Linked DNA regions of Homo sapiens: region 2 is linked to region 1. Evidence: chromatin contacts called from ENCODE Hi-C data. All regions are on one chromosome and are shown on one strand. Each heading gives the region's core, a stretch centred on a gene start or an enhancer-like site at or near the end of the contact. The rest is flanking DNA. Distances are from core to core; before and after follow the strand shown. Region 1 holds the start of MICU2 (mitochondrial calcium uptake 2). Region 2 has its middle 36 kb from the start of RNF6.

Region 1 (2,540 bases), core at 11-2,510:
TCACAGATGAAAAAATTGAGACTCAAAGAGATTAAATACCTTACCCCAAATAGCAGTGATCATCTACCAAATCGTGAGTTATTTACAAATGAGAAAATGGAGACTCAGAGAGATTAAATAATTTGCCCCAAACCACAGTGATCATCCTGGTAGAGCTAAGATTCAAACCTTGAGGTCTGGCTCACAAGTCGGTGAAGTGAGGCTCATCTCTCTACTTCCTACCTGGGAAGGCACACTGAAAAGTAAGTCCAGAAGCTGACGGAAAAGTGAGGAACCTCTGACTGCAGATTAATTTAGACAAGCGGGCTAAGAGAAAGGGAGCAAGGATTAAGGGCAGATAATAACAAAGGGATCCACGGAACTTCCACTGAATGATCAAATTAGATTTCGTGTGACAGGTTTTTGTTTTTGTTTCTTGAAGTTTTGTTTTGTGCAAAACTTCAAGACAGCAGTGATTATGTGATTAGGAGTCTTGGCCCCTTTGATGTTGGCTCCGTTACTGCATGCCCAACTAAAGCTTCTAATAGCTGGGGACATTTCAGAGGCTGAACAAAGAGTTTATTAAAAAGAGTTACTCAGGAAAAGTGAAGACCAAAGAATGGAGGATTGGAGGCTGTTAAATAAAACCAAGTAGTCTGCCTCAGCTACATCACTTATCACCAATGCAACAGCCAGGACTGGAGGTATCGTTCTAAATCTGCACTGGGGAAAACCTCTGGGTCCCTGATGATAGAGACATGGGGCTGGTGTGCTGCTGTCTCTGACTTTTAGTTCTAGGTAGGATAAGAGCTACTATCAAACCTTTTGTTGAAACTGAATTTAAATTCATTATAAGCAAATAGTGAGGGACTGAAATAAACAGAATGCCTTGTCTGAGAGTTGTTTTAGCAGAAATGAAAGAACAGTCAAGACTATAAGCATAGGAAGACATGAACAACACAGATGCAGAAGAGACTATTTCAAAAAACGTTTCACAGTTTTACAAGGTGAAAAAATGAAAAGGAGAAACCTGCCCACACAACCGAGGGCACTATCTTGTTTTGGACTAGGAAGTCATATTATACTGTCTTGATACTCTTCCTGTCATCCCATCCCCACAGCCTTAGAAGGCAGCCCCGGAACCGAAGGCCACCTCTTGCGGCTGCGAGCGTCGCCTCAGCAACCGCACCCACGGCGCAGGCCCGGTAGGCGGGGCGGAAGCCTGTCGGATGTCGCGAGAGTTCCCAAGCGGTAGGCGGCGGCGCCGGGAGAGAAGCGCCGCCTAGCTGCGCTTCCGCAAAGATGGCGGCGGCTGCGGGTAGCTGCGCGCGGGTGGCGGCCTGGGGCGGAAAACTGCGACGGGGGCTCGCTGTCAGCCGACAGGCTGTGCGGAGTCCCGGCCCCTTGGCAGCGGCAGTGGCCGGCGCGGCCCTGGCAGGAGCAGGAGCGGCCTGGCACCACAGCCGCGTCAGTGTTGCGGCGCGGGATGGCAGTTTTACAGTCTCCGCACAGGTACAGGACTAACTCCTTCTGCTAGCCCCAGTCAAGCTCCTCCCTCCCCTGACGCCCTTAGGCGGGGAGTGGTTTGGCTCTGGGCGGCTCTCCCGGAGCCGTGGGTGGAGGTGCCGCTGCGGATCGGAGCGCCCTGCGACTGGTGGGACTCGCTCCTTCCTGGACCGGCCCCCGGCCTGAGTCCCCGAGGGCCTTCGAGGCTGGTGACCGGAGATTCTGCCTCCCTTGGGAGAACCCCGCGGACGCTGAACACCACGGCCCACAAAACTGGCCGCACTAATTTAGTGGTGATGAGTGTGGGCGTGTCTTAATTCGAGGCTCCTAATTCAGAATCTCACTGCGCCTCGCCTCTTGCTACCTCTCTGGTCAGTGAAGTGGCATTCACATCCGCAGGTGGTTTGCGTCCAGTTACCCCTGTGGGATATACCTTTGTTAAGCTTTGCAACTAAGTTTTACGATCTTTTCTTTGTATAGCATGATGAAGTTCTGTCGATTGCTTTTTTAAGTCACGAATGTGTCAGCCACAAAAATTAACCAGTTGATTTCCAGATTTTATTATCAACTTTAAGGAACATTATTGCATGATTATAAACCTTAATATCTTAGTGGACCATAAGTTCTAAGCAAAAATTGCTCCTAAAACCTCCATCTATTAAAGACAAGAGTCCGCCGGGCGCGGTGGCACACGCCTTTAATCCCAGGGCTTTGGGAGGCCGAGGCGGGTGGATCTCCTGAGGTCAGGAGTTCGAGACCAGCCTGGCCAACATGGTGAAGCCGCTCCCCACCCCAGCCCCGCCCCCCCGGTCTCTACTAAAAAATATAAACAATTAGCTGGGTGTGGTGGCGGGAGGCTGAAGTAGGAGAACCGCTTGAATCCGGGAGGCGGAGGTTGCAGTGAGCCAAGATCGAGCCATTGCACTCCAGCCTGAGCTACAAGAGCGAAACTCCGTCTCAAAAAAAAAAAAAAAAGATTCAAGTTCCCTATTTCAGGATAAATGATGTTGTAACGCATTTGAAAATTTGAATGAGTAGTGCTTTAAAATTTTTGT
Region 2 (2,540 bases), core at 27-2,526, 4.6 Mb before region 1:
GTTGGGAGGCTGAGGCAGGAGGACTGCTTAAGCCCAACAGTTCAAGGCTGCAGTGAGCTAAGATTGCACCACTGCACTCCATCCTGGGCAACAGATAGAGACTGTCTTAAAAAACCCCCAAAATCAAATAGAGCTGGGGCTAAACATTTAATAAACTCCAGCCTCTGGAGTCCAAGAGATCTGCATTTGAATCCTGACTTTGCCACTGATTGGCAATAAGACCTTGGGTACGTTACTTAACCATTAACATACCCACTAAGTCACCCAATAAGCTTCCAGAACTTGGCCTAATCCCTGGGGAGGGGACCGCAGGAAGAACTAGGGTAATTTTTCTTTTATAACCAGTTCACCAGAGGGGGCCAGGGAAGGGTGGTCGTATGTAGCCCAGAGGAGTCAGAAATTCACCTGAAATCCAGAAAAGAGGCATTTTTCTTGCACACCAGAGCTCACGGGCTGACATTCTCACACTGGACATCCCAGTAAGCCTCCTGCTCCGCGATCCCCAAGGCCATCAGCCTTGCCTGACCTCCAAACGTTTCCCCCTTCTTGTGCCGGCTTAATTTTCCAGGGCTTTCCCCCTTTCTATTCGTCTCCTATCAGGTTCCCGGTCCGAAGGCTAGGACGCCCCACGTCGCAGCCAGGAGCAGAGGCGCCCAAGGTGGCGGTACAAGCCGTCTTCAGGCCTGTGGCCCCACTGATGGCAGAAACAGGAAGCGGGGACAGCCCCAGTCCCGGACCTCAGGCCAAGCAAGGCTCTAGAAAGGTCCCTGACGCTTGCCGGGCGCGGTGGCTCATGCCTGTAATCTCAGCACTTTGGGAGGCCGAGGTGGGTGGATCACGAAGTCAGGAGATCGAGACCATCCTGGCTAACACGGTGAAACCCCGTCTCTACTAAAAATACACAAAATTAGCCGGGCGTGGTGGCGGGCGCCTGTAGTCCCAGCTACTCGGGAGGCTGAGGCAGGAGAATGGCGTGAACCTGGGAGGCGGAAATTGCAGTGAGCCGAGATCGCGCCACTACACTCCAGCCTGGGCGACAGAACGAGACTCCGTCTCAAAAAAAGAAAAAAAAAAAAAGAAGAAGAAAGGTCCCTGACGCTTCCCTGCCCTCCCCGGAGCCGGCGCTCTAGCGCCCCCGGGATCGACGGTCAGCACAGCGAAGGAACGCGCTACCTGTGGCCGAAGGTATAGCGCCGCTGCGGGCCCTGTGAGAGCTGAGAAGACGACGGCGGCCGAGGAGGCCCAATTCCGAGGCTCGGCCCCGTCAGGGTCCGCGCTGGCGGTGTGCGCGTGTACGTGCGCTCGTGCACGTGCATGTGTGTGCGCGCGCCCTAACAGACCTGCTCCGAAGCGTCTCCGCTGACTGCCAGTCGGTAGCGCGACTGGCTGCGGGGCCCACGTGCCACGCAGACGCCCCCCGGCGCGTCCCGCTCTTGCTCTGCGGCCCAACGAGCGCGTTCCTGCCGCGGGACAGCCTTGCAGAGAAACGCGGTCTTACACACGCACTGGCCTCCCGGTCTGGGTTTTTAACTGCTCAAAGCTCCACGCGCCCTGGCGTCTCCACACGGCACTCCAGATGTGTCAGATTTCCAGAAATGTTTTGATCGCTTGCTTTCACTTCTCTTTTTAAGATCTGTTTTTGAACTTTTCCTCTGCGTTGTGTGTATCATGACTCTGACACGTTTTAGGGCCGCGAGGCGGGTGATGAAGCTTTGACATGGGCGCCTTGGTGAATGACCTGAATTCTTACTCCCGAGTAAATCGTCTGACTGGCTTCCCTATCGCATTTTAGGGTTAAAACATACATTTTGTGTTTGTTTCATATCTATGTTTATGTAGACTGCAAGTTTCATAAGGGCACGGGGTGGGAGGGGCTATGGCTCTTTTGCCTCTTACTGTATTTTCAGAACCTAGCAGAAGCTAGGACATAGTGTGTGTTCTCTAAATAGATATTGAATGTGAGGGAGGAAGGAACTTTCCAGAAGTGTGACCTTTGGTTTTGGAAAGGCACAAGGTTCGTAGTTAGGCGTAGAGAACACAAGTTTAGAATCATGGCCTCTACACTTCTGTTGACAATGCATTACTTTAAGTAACAACTTTTTTTTGAGACAGGGTTTCGCTCGTTTTGCCCAGGCTGGAGTGCAGTGGCACGATCTCGGCTCACTGCAACCTCCGCCTCCCGGGTTCAAGCGATTCTCCTGCCTCAGCCTCCCAAGTAGCTGTGATAACAGGCGCCTGCCACCACGCCAGGCTAATTTTTTGTATTTTTAGTAGAGACGGGGTTTCACCATGTTGGCCAGGATAGTCTCGATCTCTTGACCTCGTGATCCGCCCACCTCGGCCTCCCAAAGTGCTGGGATTACAGGCGTGAGCCACTGTGCCCAGCCAAGTAACAACTTTTTTTAAAAAAAATGCACTTCAAATGTATATGTATATGTATTTATTTATAAGTTATAAAAATGTAATGCATGCTCATATATATATTTATGTATTATTACAAAGAGCACACCAAATAGAAATTTTAAAAAGCTAAAATAAAA

The links. A loop is a pair of places that touch in the nucleus more often than their neighbours do. Pooled maps may share reads with other maps.
Region 2: a pooled map shows a loop between it and region 1 (15-fold over the local background). The contact joins the enhancer-like site here to the promoter of MICU2 in region 1. A Hi-C loop is called at or near these places in 6 of 50 pooled maps.

What each region holds. Positions count from the first base shown.
Region 1 is chr13:21,602,890-21,605,429 of GRCh38, reverse strand. It overlaps MICU2 (mitochondrial calcium uptake 2), which reads left to right and starts at 1,260. Exons shown (of 12, transcript NM_152726.3): 1 at 1,260-1,491. The coding sequence starts at 1,282. RefSeq lists enhancers at 1,077-1,146, 928-1,546, 1,547-2,166 and a silencer at 1,317-1,526.
Region 2 is chr13:26,185,312-26,187,851 of GRCh38, reverse strand. It overlaps a transcript of RNF6 not described here. Among named protein-coding and RNA genes, the nearest start is that of RNF6, 36 kb to the left of the region's middle. RefSeq lists enhancers at 1,438-1,487, 1,538-1,707. Within about 2 kb of position 1,276, at least 34 of the 41 ENCODE cell types and tissues checked have a DNase peak (open chromatin) inside an H3K27ac peak, as active enhancers do.